Regions from separate parts of the Mus musculus genome. Here region 2 is linked to region 1. The links are chromatin loops, found by intact Hi-C in ENCODE. Cell type or tissue: left cerebral cortex. All regions are shown on one strand.

The links. Peaks named below come from ENCODE experiments on the same cell type or tissue, not always from the same donor. Only the 100,000 strongest peaks of a DNase experiment are listed, where the experiment ranks them.
Region 2: a loop joins it to region 1, with 12 times the contacts of the local background. A loop is called at or near these places in 19 of 42 quality-filtered maps.

Annotation. Positions count from the first base shown.
Region 1 is chr5:116,119,538-116,127,537 of GRCm38, reverse strand. Ccdc60 (coiled-coil domain containing 60) reads left to right here. Exons shown (of 14, transcript NM_177759.3): 14 at 1,361-1,957. The coding sequence ends at 1,462. C330018A13Rik (RIKEN cDNA C330018A13 gene) reads right to left here and starts at 3,924. Exons shown (of 2, transcript NR_153384.1): 1 at 3,711-3,924. In left cerebral cortex, a CTCF peak has its summit at 4,021 (motif pointing left); a DNase peak (open chromatin) is centred at 3,987; H3K4me3 peaks cover 880 bases; H3K27ac peaks cover 298 bases.
Region 2 is chr5:116,471,220-116,479,219 of GRCm38, reverse strand. Srrm4 (serine/arginine repetitive matrix 4) reads left to right here. Exons shown (of 13, transcript NM_026886.3): 3 at 2,075-2,161; 4 at 3,973-4,044; 5 at 6,687-6,713; 6 at 7,928-7,978. Among named protein-coding and RNA genes, the nearest start is that of Srrm4os, 36 kb to the right of the region's middle. In left cerebral cortex, a CTCF peak has its summit at 3,021 (motif pointing right); DNase peaks (open chromatin) are centred at 3,049 and 6,642.

The DNA.
Region 1 (8,000 bases):
TCAAAGAAGCAGGCTCTGGTGCCAGTGGAGGAATGGACTTGCCAGCCGAAGTGAGGGCAAGATGGCAGAGAGAGGGGCTTCCTTCTTCCGTGTCCTCTGTATCTGCTGCCGGCAGGAAGGTGTGGGTGACCCAAATCAAAGGTATTATTAACTTCCCACATCTAAAGATCCAGATTAAAAGTGGATTTTTCCCCCACTTCAAACGATTTAATTAAGAAAACTTCCCCCACACGGGTAAACCCCAGCAGCTTGGGGTTTAGTTAATTTCAGAGGTAGCCAACTTGACAACCAAGAAGAGAGACCACAGCAGATTTGAGTGGTTTTGGTTTTCTCTCTCTCTCTCTCTCTCTCTCTCTCTCTCTCTCTCGATTTATTTTTGTTGTACATGTATACTCACTTTGCCTGTGTGCACATAGAAGCACCACAAGTGTACTTGATGCCCGTCAAAACCAGAAGAGGGCACCAGATCCCCCAGGGATGCCCCCCCCCCCCCCCCCCCGCCTGTAATGGATCAGAAAAGCAGCCCAACAAACAGCAGCCATGATGGGTATTGGTACAAGTCTGGTTTCTGCCTTAGAGCCTCTTTCAGTCCTAGCTACAGAGCTGGCTGTCATCGCTTGCCTTACCCTGTCCATGTTTTGGCCCGTGTCACAACTCACTCGAGAAATAGCTGTTTCTACGCATAGTAAGCGAAACTGACAGTTCAAACAACACTTTTCTTGAGTCTTGTGAAAAGGATCAGTTTCCATGGTGGCTCTCAACAAGCCCTTGTCTCCCTGAACCGCCCTGCGCTGGACATTCATTAGCCCCTGGAGCAAACCCACTGTCTCTGTTGAATTCAAATAAGAACATCAAAGGGCTATGGAGATGGCTCCACAGTTAAGATCACCGGCTGCTCCCCATATGCTCATTCACAACCACCTGTCGCTCCATTTTCAGGGTATCCGATGCCCTTTCCCGGCCTCCACAGGCACACACAGACACACATATAAAATGAAAAATAATTTTTTTTTCCAAAAAGAAACTCATATCTGTCCTCCGACTAACATAGATTTCCACAGTATAAAATAAACATCAGGGCACAAGTCACTACCAAACATGTAAATCAAGGACCGTGGCATTAAAAACATTGTATCACGTAGCCATCAGTCTGTATTATGTATTCTAACAGTGATGCAAAGAAACTCTCAGTTACTTTTGCACCAACCTAAAGATGAGTGTCTGAGTCATGGGGGGGTCAGGGGAGGGGGGAATCCTGGATCTCACAAAGGTTTCTGGGATGTCAAGGAGAGGTTGGGAGTGGCAGTCTAGTCTGGCTCTCAAACCAGACTCTGAGATTAACACTGTGTTTACCCCACAGTTTGTGAGAGAACACATTATTCATATGCCCCAGGAAGACTACATCAACTGGCTACAGAGCCGAGTCAACATTCCCTTCCGGCAGCGCACCATCCTGACATAGAGGGGCCCAGTCCCCGTGGAGGAAAGCAAGCCAGCACCACATCCCTAAGCCCAGCCTGTGCCCGTAGCCTCCTCTCTTCTCTCCTGGACACACGGCATGGAGCAGTGAGATCAGCTGAAGACACTTCTAACAATATGACTGTCTGGAGAGGGTGGTCCCAGGTGGCCCTCCCCTCCCCCACCAGGCTCCCTACCTCCGCTCACTGTCCAATGTGGACTCTTGTTTTCTCTCCCAGACTCTTGTCACCATTCCCCTTCCCCGAAAGCCCTGGATAATAAATCTAACCTGGATGTTTGACATCTTCCCAAGGAAGAATTCAAGGTGTGGCATTTGGGTGCGGCAATCAGATCTTAGGAGAACAAGCTATCATTTGTGAGCTTTTGTAAATTCGACAACCTAGTGCCATGTGTTTTGCCTGCGTAATGTAATTATTTATATTGGCATATGACATTCCTGAGTACATACAGATGAATAAATGAATGGATAAAGAGATGGATAAATAGGTAGTAGTATAGGCAGATGGGTGGGTGGATAAGTGGATGCGTAGAGAGATGGATAACTGGATGGGTGGATAGATGAATGAATGAATGAATGAATGAATGGGCAGATGAATGAGTGGGTGGATGAATGAATGCATGCATGAATGGGTGGATGGATGAATGAATGAATGAATGGGTGGATGGATGAATGAACAGGTAGAGTATAGATTCAGGGACAGATGAATGGTTAACTGCGATGCACATAAAGAAATGGCATGTATGTGTGCACACGTGTACATTCATGCTGTGCATGGGCACATGTGGAAGGCAGAGGTTGACATCAGGATACCTTCTGATAAAATGAGAAGTGAGAGGAGAGAACGGAGCCCTGAGGACAGACAGACAGACTCACAGACGCACCACTGACTGATAGGTTGCTCCCTTCTACACAGTGTGGAATGGATTATCTGGTTCCAGCTCCACAGCCCCCACGGTCCCCACAGCCTCCACGGCCCCCACGGCCCCCACGCACTGGCTTTTTGCTGTTCTGCAAACAAGGAGACAGAGGCTCGAAAGGATTCTTCCACTCTTTTTAAATTTAAATTACATTTATGTTTTGCTTGTATAAGGTTGTGTGTATAGATGTGTGTGCATATGTTTGTGTGTGCACATGCATGCCTGCATGTGTGTGTGCATTTGTGCATGTGTGAGCATGTGTTTGTGCATGTGTTTATGCGTGTGTGCGTGCCTGTGTGTGTGTGTGTGTGTGTGTGTGTGTGTACATACACATAGGCCAGAGGTGAACATTGAGTGGCCTTCTACCACTCTGTCTTTTTCGTGTGCTGCTAGGATAAAAACTACTCTACCCTGCCAGGGATGGTAGTGGACACCTTTAATTCCAGGCCAGCCAGAGCTATGCAGTGAGATCCAGGCTCAAAAAAAAAAAAAAAAAAAAAGACAAAAAAAGAATAAATAAAACGCTGACTAAAAGCAACTTGGAGAGGAAAGGGATTTATTTGGCTTGCAGGGAACGGTCCATCATCATGAAAAAAGTCAAGATATTAACTCTAGGCAGACACTGAAGCACGGGCCATGGAGGAACTCTGCCCACTGGCTTGCTCTTTATAAATCACTCAGCTAGCTTTCTGCTGCAGCCTCGGACCACCTGCCTGGGGACAGCACCCTCACAATGGATTGGGTGCAATCCCCCACAGACATGCCTGGGGTTACAGTGGTGAGAGGGACTCCTCAGCTCCGTCTCCCTTCTCCCAGGGCTGTTCAGGTTTGTGTCAAGTTGACAAACACCATAGCATGCTTCACATTTAATATTTTGAGACAGGGTCTCTCACTGCACCCGGGGTTTGTGGATTCAGCTAGGCTGGCTGGCTATCAGGCTTCTAAGCGCGCCTGTGTCTGCCTCCCAATGCCGGAGTCTGTGGCACATGTTCCCCACCCTGGCTTTTTGACATGGGTGAAAGGAGCTGGACTCAGACCCTCACGCTTACACAGTACTGACTCCCCAGACCCTGAACTTATTTGTAACTGATTCCTAACTACATAAAAAAATTGAAACTGTGCATACTGTGCTGGGTGATTTTTATGTGTACGTGGTACTGTGTTCAATCACAAGCAAACACAGCTCACTCCTCAAATGGTTTATCATTTATAATAAAAATGTCCCAAACCCTTCCTTCCCTGTTGTCTTTTTAAGCAAACTGGGTCATCTGTAGCTACGGCTGTCCTGAGTGTGCCACCCTAGAACTCCGTACCTTCATCCAGCTTTGGATCAGAACAGAGCCCTTTGGTCCACCTTGCCCAACTGTGGTTGGCGCTTGAAGTCTGGTCTCCCTGATGTTCACCGCATCTCTCTGAGGGAAAATGGAGCATTACTTTATTTATAATCCCCATTTTTTTTTAATTAAGCATACAAAGACACCGACGATCTGTGGCAGAGCAGAGTCTAGAATGAGGTCTGTCTAGGACAGGAAATAGCCTGAAATCACAAGACTTTCTGCTTCCTCCACGCCAGACTCCAGCTCGGTCGGTCTATTGCTCGTAACTATGGCGCCATCTAGTGGCAACTCTTAGCACCACTCTCACCATGCCCTTGAGCGAAACCTAAGGGTCTTGCCCAAAAGGGAAGGCAGAGACTGTCAACAACAGTAACAAGTCCTACATGCTCAGACAAGGAAGACGGTTTGTTACTGAAACATGACCCGGAGCAAAGAGCAGCAACACAAGCATCATCTCCAGTCTCTTGGGCTTCAAGAGCCCCAGGGAGAAATCTTTTTGGAGTGAACAGCTTCATCAGAATCCGAGAGAACAGCAACAATGTATCTGGTCCCCAAAGTTGCCATCCCGCTAGACTTCACAAGCCATCTACGTTGCTGCTGCGATGGAACTGTATCTTCCCTAGAGAAACACTTCCAGTAGATATCGGTGGAACTTTCTGTTTATACAAACAGTTCTTTTGTTGTTTATTTGGTTTTGAAGCCCAGCGTTGTGGGAGCGGATCTTGAACTTGCTTATGTATCTGAGGCTGGCTTTGAACTCCTGAATCTCCTGCCTCTATCTCCCAAGCACTGGAATCACAGGTGTGTGTACCACTATGCCTAGTTACATAGCCCTTATTTTTTTAAAAAAAATCCTATAAAAAGCAAACCACAGGACATATTTAGGCTAAGAAGTCAGAGTTTGGGGACACCTGCTTGAGGGTGAGTTTAAAGAAGACGAGTTTCTATTCTTTCCAAAAGAACACACTGGGAGAGCTGATGAAGTGAGATAACTTCAGCATCTCTTTAGATATTTAGAAAACGACAATGGCTATCTTTTCATGGGAAGAGAACAGGTGCCCCCGGGGATCAGGGGGGCTTCACTGGTGTGAACTAGATAGCATGCATCCCTCCCATGCTCAGACCTTCTCTCACCGAGAGCACAGCTACAATGTAGCCAGCATCGTGGGGCCTTCCCAGAGATATCCCATCAAGCACCAGCAAGGGACGATGATGTACGAGAGAGCCAGCAGGCTGTCTGTGTGTGCCGCATGCCAGGTGTTGCAATAAACCAGTGGTTCTCAAGCTTCCTAAAGCTGTGACCCTTTAATGCAGTTCCTCATGTTGGGGTGACCCTCTTCCCCCAATCATAAAATTCTTTTCAGTGTTACTTTGTTATTGCAATGTGCCTCAGGTACAAATTAGTTCATGGATTCTGCTACTGTTAAGGAATTGTGATGTGCATATCTAACATGCAGGATATCTGATATGTGCCCCCTTTACACCCCCACCCCGTGAAATGGTCGCGTGACCCTTAAAAGGGGCCACACTCACAGGTTAGAAACCACTGGGTTAGAATTAGAGTGGAGGACATACTAAGTGCAAATGACTTCATGAGACAGAGACATCTTCAGCCCCCAAAGTCCCCAAGAATCTCGACATAGATATGATAAGGAAGAACGGGCTGTCAGAGATTTACAGTACTGGTTTTAAGGTGTTGGGGACCAGCAAGATGGATTAAGGGGCTTGCCGCCAAGACTGGTGGCCTGAGTTCAATCCTCAGAATCTATACATGGTAAAAGAGGAGAACTGACTTTCAAAAGCTGGTCTCTGGCCTCTGTGGATATATGCATACACACACACACAGCACACGCGCACTAAAATGTAATCTTAAAAGGTTATGTATTGAAGGGAACAGCTATGGAAAGAAAGTAAAAATTGCCCATAACGAATGGACAAATTCTGGAGGTAGAGTGGCCTACAAGATAGAGGGCTGAGATGAGGTATGTGGGGGGCAGGCAAGTTCTGACCGTTCATACAGCATTTGAGCCTGGGAGACATAGCTAGCGCACTCTACGCCATGTGAGAGATGGCCCTTCTCTTGCAAGAGCCTGAAAAGAACTCCACAGTGCTGCTTCAGTGTGGTAATCGTGGTAAAAGTCCAGATCTCGGTGGTGCTCCCATTCTCTGCACAGCCTCCAAGGGCAACACGCGTGTCAGGTGTGGAGACCACTAAAGAGGCCACGAGGACCCAATGTGCAGCATCCAGCTCGTGGCAGGATCTTGGTGCACATTAGAGATGGCAGCGGCGAGAGCGGGCCAGGGAATGGAGTGTGCACAGTCAGTCCACAGTGCCCCAATCTTGCATGGTGAGGACGGCTCGGCAGTCACTGTCTCCGAGTGCATGCCTTAGTGTCTGACTCTGGCTCACTGCACCCTAAGTCCCCCAACTCCTCTCATCACTGCCTCTGAAAACATAAAGACTAACTGTAAAGCCAAAGTCACAGGCTCCCAACCTGGTGACAAGAAAAGACACATCTGGCCTTTGCAACTTTTCTTTTTTTTTTTTTTTCTTTTTTTCTTTTTTTAGAATTTCATGCGTACCGGGTTTACATTCTTTCCACCCACCCCTACCCCCTCCAACACCTTCTGTGGCCCCACTCACTCTCAAATTCATGATCTCCTATAGATAGATAGATAGATAGATAGATAGATAGATAGATACATACATACATACATACATACATACATACATACATATATACATAATGCATACATACATGCATAGATACTTAGATATATAGATACATAGATAAATACACACATATATACATACATATAAGAGATAGATAGATAGATACATACATGCATACATATGAGAGATAGATACATAGATACATAGGAGAGATACATACATATATACATACATACATACATACATACATACATACATACATACATAGGAGAGATAACTACATAGATACATAGATGATAAATGGGAGATATACATAATACATACATACATGCATGCATGCATACATACATACATGCATGCATACATACATACATACATACATACATACATGGATAGACAGATATAGATATATCTCCTGTCAAGTCAAGTTGGCATTGCTCATAGGTTTGTGTCTAAGGACAGAATAACCTCTCCCCTAGCAGGGGTTCATCATCCCTTGAGAAGGCTGATTCTTCTTCTCTCAGCAGCCATTGATGTGCCTGTAGCCCTTCACCCAGGGGCGAGCCTTGTGAAATCCACCCCCAATCCATATTGTCTTCCTGATTGCACTGGTCTTGTGCAGGTGACCCCTGCACATTGTTGAGATTTTATGTGTATCACTTTTGTGATAAAAACAATATTAGGCTCACAGATGAAGGACCATCTTACCCAAGCTGACAGCATCCCAAATCCCTATTCCATGAACAAAGAAACTGAGACATGTGGAGTAAACTTTTTCAAGATCACAGGCTGAGGGGGAGAGGCAAGGTTGGGAATGGAGAACAAGTGTTCAGAAGGCTACCCCAGAGGAGGCCCTGTTGGGCTATAGGAAGAAGAGACTGAAAGTCTCTACCAGAGTTGGGTCTAGACAGAGGCAGCAATGGAAAAAGTGAATGGGGGCCTGGAGTTGATCAGATTCTCTTTCGATTCTCCCCGTAAGCCTGTGATCTTGGAAAGGTTTACTCCTCATGCCTCCGTTCCTTCACTGGTGAAATGATGGAGTATGGGATGCTGTCAGCCTGGCTAAGATGGTCCTTTATCTAGGGTGCCTTCTCTGGGGGCGGTGCTTTTGGGAATGCTCCCCCTCCCTTTCCTTGGAAATCTTTCACTCTGTGGGCCTAATATTGTCCTTACCACGAAGAAGAAGAAGAAGAAGAAGAAGAAGAAGAAGAAGAAGAAGAAGAAGAAGAAGAAGAGGAAGAGGAAGAGGAAGAGGAAGAGGAAGAGGAAGAGGAAGAGGAAGAGGAAGAGGAAGAAGAGGAGGAAGAGGAGGAAGAGGAGGAAGAGGAGGAAGAGGAGGAAGAGGAGGAAGAGGAGGAAGAAGAGGAGGAAGAAAGAGGAGAAGAGGAAGAGGAGGAAGAGGAAGAGGAAGAGGAAAAGAGGAAGAGGAAGAAGAAGAAGAAGAAGAAGAAGAAGAAGAAGAAGAAGAAGAAGAAGAAGAAGAAGAAGAAGAAGAAGAAGAAGAAGAAGAAGAAAGGAGGAGGAGGAGGAAGGAAGGAAGGAAGGAAGGAAGGAAGGAAGGAAGGAAGGAAGGAAGGAAGGAGAAAAAAAAA
Region 2 (8,000 bases), 350 kb before region 1:
GAGACAAGACGGCTCAGCATGCAGCCAGGATCCTTCACCCATCACTTGGTCATCTGGCAAATGCTCAGATTCTTGCTGTGAGTCAAGTACTCTTTGGGGAAAGGAAGTTGAAAGTGTCCCACTGTGCTTCTAAAAGCAGCCAGTTCATTTGCTGGATAGTCTATTGTGCTTCACGCTTTATAGATGTCGGTGTAGATTCGGTAGCCAGGGATTTGATTCCTAGGATGTTTATTTTTTAACTTGTTGGAAGTGACTCTCTTAAATGTGTGTGTGTGTGTGTGTGTGTGTGTGTGTGTGTGTGTGTGTGTGTGTGCGCGCGCGCGCGCGCGCGCACTTATTGGTAGACCAGAGACCTTGTATACATTCCAATCCCTTACCACCCCTCCTGCCAACCCCAATGATCCAGACTCTTCAAGTGGAATTAAACATGACAGAGTTTTATGGTGTTTAATGAGTTGGGCCATTGCCATCGGACTGTCTGCCCAAATGGCTCTAGAAGGCAGCAGGGTTTTTGTGAGGCCACTCTCAGAGCAGGAAGCACACAGGTTCAAATCCCAGCTTAAGTGATTGCTGCCTGTGTGGCCACCGGTGAGTGAGCTCGACTTTCCTCACCTGTGAAATAAAATGACAAGAAGGGCAGAGAAGAGCTTTCTCAACCAAGTGTCCTGACTAGTAAGTATAAAGACCAGAGTTCAATCCCAGGGGCTGGATTTAAGAAACCAAAGACTGAGGTGCAGTGGCCCACCCTGTGATCCCAGCATTGGGGAACAGGAGACAGGAGGTCTCTGCCATTTGTCAGCCAGCCTCACCTACTTGGTGAGTTCCAGGCCAGTGAGAGTCCTGTCTCAAAACCATGGTGGTGACGGCTTCACAGAGCATCTTTCTCTGTGTATGCCCCCTCCCCCAGATAAATGCCTGTCCTCAACGGCTGATTCTGTCTGCTGCTGCTGTCTGTAGATTGGAGATTTCTCCACTACCATCTGTTGTGCTTGAGGTTTGTCCTGCCTTTTAGTTATTTAATCGGCAGAGAAAACGAACCGGATAAAGACCCCCCTAGACTGTGTTATGAGGACTTTGGAGGCAGAGGCACGGTAGAGCTCTGGTTTACATAGCAAGTTTCAGGACAGCCAGGTTTACAAAATGAGATCCTGTCTCAGAAAGAAAAAAAAAAAAAAGAAAAGAAGAAATAAAAGTTAGTGAAACAAACAAACAAACAAACCAGCGGTGATATCTGATGCACAAAACCCGAAGTTTCCCTCTGGCCTCCGTATGCCCTGCCTTCTAAATACTGTGTATCATGATATATAAAACTCTGTTTGTAATAAGCATACCAGTGCTGGTTTGGTTGCTACTAAAATAATAAGAAGACTCCTAGCTGTTCCAGTAAAGGTGAACTGGGCTCCCACACTTCTGTTCTCAAGCAATTTCAATCCGCAACCGTTTCTCTTTGCTATAGGATAGCGTTCTTCTTTTTCTTCTTTTTTTAATCCCGGGAGCCTGCCCCAATTATAAAAGGAGATAACTTGACTTCATTTAACTGCAGCCTGTGCGTTTGAATTTAATTGAACGGGAAATAATTATTCCTGAAGAGCAGTGGAGTTTTTTGAGGTTCTGCGAAGCGATGTAAGATATGTATCTTGTTACATTAGACCCGAGCAAATACACTTTTAATAATCGGCATCTACTTAATGCAGCTTCTGCCTCCTGAAATTTACAGCAGGAAGTATAGACGGGGTGGACTGGGAAGAGAGTGGGTTGGACTGCCAACTCATTATTTTTAAAGTGATTTATTTACCGAGGTGAACCATTTGCAAATTCAATAATAAATCTATTAAGGGGCAGTTAACCCCTATAAACCTTGTTTTAAATAATCAATTGGTGTTTGGGTAACTACAGTGTCTGTCTCATTAGGCATGCATTAAGTCTCTGAGACTTTTAATCTGAGGTGTGACCGAATCAGCCATGAGGTGACAATGAGATGTTCACCGTGGGTCCTGGGTCCTTTCCCTTTCTCTGGCTGTGACAGCCCAGGAGCCAACGGACTCTCTCATACCTGGCTTTTCCTTTCTCACAGTGCCTCTCAAGACAGAGACCCGACACCACCACCTTCCTCCAGGGGGAAAAAGAAAAAGAAGAAATCAACCAGGAAAAAGAGGAGGAGGTAAGGATCCTGACGAGAGATGAGATTTCAAAGACTCAGACAGGAGAAGAGACAGAAAAGGAGTAATAAGTCCAACTGTGACTCCACCTTGGGTTCAAATCCCTTCTCGGCCTCTTAGCTGCCTGTGGGACCTTAGACTTCACTTTTTGTGGCTTCTTTCTCCCACCTTCTTGTTAAAATGATAGTAATTTTGGACAGCCTCTTGGAATTTTCGAGAATTAGCTGAGAAAAGTCCCTGGGTATGGTGGCTCCTGCCTGTCATAGCACTTGGGAGTCTGAGGCAGGAGGATTGCTGTGAGTTTGAAGCCAGCCCGAGTCACATGGTGCATTCTAGGTCAGCCTGAGATACAAAGAGGAAAAGGCGGAGGGAAATATGGAGGCAGCTGACACGGTGTTTAGCAATCATGTATGACCAATTAATATGAAGCAGTTATTATAGCAGATGTTGAACTGGGATGGCTGTAGCGTATGGTGTGCAGGGGCTTGTGCGCAGCACCTTGGTACAACCTTTCTTTCGCTCCTGGCCTCACTCCGCAAGGGAAATATTATGCCCATTTCAGAGATGAATGATAAAGGCTCCCAGGATGGGATGACAGAATCTACCTTGGACTTTATTCCTAGGATTCTCTCTTGACCCAGGGTTAGTATCTCATATTACTACCAGCGCATGGCTCTTTTAGGCCTCGTGAATGTCTTGGTAGACACACGTCTTTTAATAAGTTTTTTATTTTTAAAAAATATTTCCGGATTCCCTTGTCAACTTCCAGTTTAAAAAAAAAAAAAAAAACCTGTGTAGAATTTAAGTTTGGCTACAGGGGATCGCACCAAATCTCCCGGGCGGTGTTTATAAACGCCTGCAGGGGGCAGCAGAGAGCAATGCTGAGCCGCTCAAACCTGGGCCCCAGGTTTGCAGGGGTTTCTCCATCATCTGCTTAGTTTAAGGACCGGCCCAGATGGGGCGAAGGGGGAGTGCGGTGACACCCAGTGACCCAGCCATTGTAAGGTAGGGGGTGGACTCGAGTTTCCCGATTTTCGAAGTGTGCAGAAGATAGAGGAGGAAACAGCGCACGCTGTGGAAAATTGGGGCTGCACTCTCTCAGAGGGAACCCCCCGCCCCCTCTGAGAGGCCACTGCTTGCTCTCCTCAGTCCTCACCTCTCCTAACTGTCTGCAGGAAGCCTGATTCCTACATCTACCCTCTTAAAGAGGCTCACACTGGACCTGAGTTTCAGCCTCTTGCTAGCCTGTTGGAGACAAGCTATGATTCCCTCAGGGGCCTGAGCCTGTAGGTCAGGCTGAGTCAACCCCATGGCCCCAGGGAGGGTAACTGTTTCCCAGGTGCCCCTTGGTGGCTTCACCCATGCTATGATGTTAGGGACACAGGCTTACCCCAGAGATAGCAGAGAACAGACCACGGAATACAGAAGAGGCAGAGGTTTTGGAGGAAAGCCACGGATGAGACCAAGAAAGCCCTTTAGATTGATTTAACTAAGAGGATAGCCATTGACTGATGCTGTTATAATGAACAAACCTCCGGGATAGAGAGAACTCTGTTTGAATCCCATACCATCCCTGTCTGGGCTGCGTGTCTTTGGGCAGATCACTTTACCTCTCTGAATCTCACTTTTTTTTGGGGGGGAGGGGGTCTGGAAAAGGAGAATAGCAATTATATCTACTTAAGTGTAGGGCACATAATATCCAACACAAATGCAAGCTACTATCAGTATGTGGGTTGGTCCTGTATATGGTCCCCCCCAAAAACTGAAGTATTATGAAGAAGGGACCCATGGAAATATGTCTGTCTCCCTGCAGGTCCCCGTCCTACAGCCCATCACCAGTCAAGAAGAAGAAGAAGAAAAGCTCCAAGAAACATAAGCGACACAGGTACTGTCTGTCCTTCCTCCTCTGCAGACAAGGATGCCCCAGGTGTGGCAGGGGTAAGGGGCCCAAAGACCACAGGAAGAACCTCAGGTCATCTCTACAGCATGCTCACATCATCTGTGTCTTAGCTCTGCCTTCAGTGTGAGTTGCGAGGAAGAACAGAGATCCATTAAAGCTAACTGGAACCAGAAAGCAGAGCTGGTTGGAAGAACTCAGGAAGGTTTGGGGACCAGCCAGGCCTAGAAGAGAGGCTGGAACAAGGAATGGCTAGCAGAGGGAGTCCAGGCAGTTCCTCCTGCTTCCTGGTCCTTGGGGGTGGGTGGTGTGTTCTGTCCGATTTCTGCCAATCACAGGCCAAGCCAGAAGCAGACGATAATGTCTTGATCACTATTTCAAAGCCCAGTTGTGTCCTAGAGGTAGGGTCATGTTGAAGAACCGGACATCCAGGGATCCTCACCTTGGGTGGGTAACAGAGGGAATCATGGAATTTGGGCCCTCAGACCTGGTGTTTGCTATACACACACGTGCATGCACACATGCACACACACACACACAATGCCCATATACACATGCACATACATGCTTAAACACACTCGAGTGTACTTGCACACACCTAGAGACATGCACACAAACACTCGAGACTGGGAGTCCACAAAGCCAGTGGGCCCAGCCAACGTGTTATAATTCAGAAGTTTTGCAGTACAAAACTTCCATGGTACCTTTCTTCTGCAAAGAAAGCCATGTTCCTGGAGCCCCTTCCTATGGTCCACCACTAGCGGCTCAGAGGAACCTTGTGTCCGTGGGGCCATCAGCCTTCTCTACCCTATACACGGCCTGAGCCTTTGCAGTTGGCTGTAGATTTTAGGGGAAGAACAGCTTGCGATTTATTCTAGTTTATTTACATCGTCTGATGTCACTGTAAGGTTTAATTGTGTGCAGTTATCAGAGGTCATTTGGGTTTCCCTCATCTTCAAATAAGAGTTTTCTCAGTCCAGGGGTTTTAGCCACAGCTCACCCTATGTTGCTAGAATGTCCTCAAATGTAGTTTGGTCCCACTGGCTACCACCCATTCATAGTTTCCAGTTAAGATGAGATTGTGGGTGATTGGTGACATGTGGTTGATTTAGAGTCATAAGTCATTCCCACCACAGAGCCTGATGCTAAGGCAAGGACATGCCCTTGAGTATAGACAGATGCTTGTCACCTGCCTTTGCTGAGCAGCTGGTGCCAGTGTTCGGGACTTTCCCACACCTGGATCCTGAAAGCCAGGTGGCTTCTCACTCAAGGCCTGTAATCCAGCCACTTATGAGGCCCAGGCAAGAAGGTCACAAGTTCAAGACCAGCCTGGTCAATTTAGTGAGACTCTGGAGAGAGAAGAGGGTGGGGAGAAATGAGAATGAATACTCTGGCCCACCCTAAAGCCCCCTTCTGGGCGCCTCCCCCACCACCAGCCCATCTTCTCCAAGTCTGTGTTCATGAGATGTTTGGTTAACAACAGTTGATGACCTTGGAGATGATCGTGAACTTAGTAGACATGTTGAGCCTTTCCTTCCCTTGATGTCAGAGTGTGAGACCTTTCATAAACACTTCACTTTGACCTCAATTGCTACTCAAGATTCTGAGCCCCAGAAACAAAATAGTGAGCAAAATCCAGGTGCCGCTCTCAAATGGTTCCCAACCACTGGGTCAGTGGTGAGTATTGGGTAAAGAGGTCTGCACCCCACTAAGGGTGAACTGCTGGACTCAGAACCTGCTGTAGACTGCTGTGGGAGGGCAGTAGAAGGGGGGCCTGGGGGAGGGAGAAGCACAGAGGTGACCAGACAATGAGTTTTGAGCATCACTGCCCTCCATAGTGTGCCACAGGATGGACAGAATGAGGTTGTACATCCTGAGAGCTTAGTACAGAGCCTGATGCAGGGCTGGGGTTCTGTATGTGGAGGAGCAGAAGGATGAGGGTGGGGAAGGAGCAGGAAGAGGAGGGAGAGGGGGAGGAGGGAGAAGAGGAGGAAGAACAGGGGAAAGAGCAGGAGAAAAGGAACGGGGAGGAGCAGGGGGAGGAGGGAGAGAGGGAGAAGCAAGGGGAGAAGGGGAGGAGAAGGAAGAACAGGGCAAAGAGCAGGAGGAAAGAAACAGGGAGGAGCAAGGGGAGGAGGGAAAGAGGGAGAAGCAAGGGGAGGAGGGGGGGAGAAAGGGGGAGGAGGGAGAGAGGAAGGAGGAGGAGGAGGAGGGAAAGGGTGATGAGAATGGGAAGGAGGGAGGGGGAGAGGAGCAACAGGAGGAGGAAGACTAGAATGAGGAAGAGGGGAAATCTACAATTACGGGGAGGGATGGGAGGACTAAGGAGCACTGCACACTTTCCCATGCCCTTCCAGTCCAACTTTCCTGGAGAAGCTTGCTGACAATTTTTTTATGAGCATTAACCGGCAGCTCAGTATGGAAGGCCACATTTCCCAGGGGGGCTTCATGCTCTTCAAAACCTGATGGGGAGGAGGTTGGCAAGGACTTCTACGTCCCGCAAACCCCATCACACTAAAGTGTTATCCTGGAAGAGATACTCACATGTGTTTATTCTCTCTTCCCGCCACTCCTCCCACTACTCCCCCCTTCCTTCTGTCTTTCCTCCCCCTCTCTTCCCTTTGAATCAGGTCTTTCTCCAAGAAAAGGAGACACAGGTAAGACTCTGGCTGCTTCTGGTTGCATGCTCAGCCTTCTGAGCATTGCGGGCTCTGGGTAGCTGCCGGGGTGGGCTCCCAGCTTCCATCCCCATGTTCCATCCCCTTGGGCTTCAGGGGCCTCAGTTCCCTCAGCAATGAGAGCCCCTATTGATTTTCCAGATCATTTATAGCCAGCTCTGAACTTCCATGGGATTCTGTATTACTCCTGGCACGAGCTCTACCTAGACATTGGAAGTCAAGGCCCTTGGGAGACACAAGTCCCATTTATCCATCGTAACTTCCTTACACTGTAGAGCAGTGTGCATGCTTATGGTTCCCATTTGACAGATGGAGAAACTGAGACTAAGACAAAAGAGACCAGGACCACGGCCAAAATTCAAAGCCAAATCTGTCAGAGAGGGGATGTATACAGGCAATGGGGGCTTCTTCCATAACAATAGATACATCAGAGAGAGCAAAGCCACTTGTCTGATGTCACATGAGCAGCAGAGGCAGGACTCAAGATTGGTGGGGTACCACTAGATGAAATGAAGGCACACATCCCCTTCCACAGCCTCAGTAAGCAGCAATGAGGTCCAGTGAACGTGTGAAGCCAGTCTGGCTTGAGCTAGCAGGCTCACTTTCCTGGGCTTCTGCTGGTCTACACTGGGATCCTGGCTTGTCTCATTCTGTCCACGCTCCAGGGCTCTGGTACTTAAGTATTCGTGGGCAGAGTGTTTCATAATCTACCAAACCCCATCTGCCTTTGTCTATCTCTGTGGTGATTCTATTCCCTCTTAACCTGATTGGCCAGCAGTCACAAGAGACCCTGGTCTGGGCCACACCCCAGCTCAGCTGTGTGATCCTGCCCAAGTGTCTCAGCCCATCAGATGTTTAAATTCTACGTCTCTAAAATGGGTTCTTACAAGCTGTGCCTCCACCTGTAGGTAGTGGAACAATACAGTGAGGCTATTCACAATAGTCTTTAGCACGGAGCCTGATGCATACCAAGGCCTCAGCATGGCAGATACTGCTGCTGTGACCTTCGTGACCATCACTGTGAACCTCCTCTCACATGCTCTTCTCATCACTGGGGCATGAGCCAGGAACCCTGGCCTAACTCACTTTGTGAAGAGGCTGCCATTTGAACAGCCTGCCTATGTTTAGTCTTGAGCAGCGTTTTGGTGCTTATTTGTCCTTATCATTCCATTAACTGGCCGTTTCTCATTTAGCTCCTGTAGCCCTAAAAGCAAAAGACGGGAAGAGAAGAGGCACAAAAAACAGTGAGTACCCGGACACCCCTGG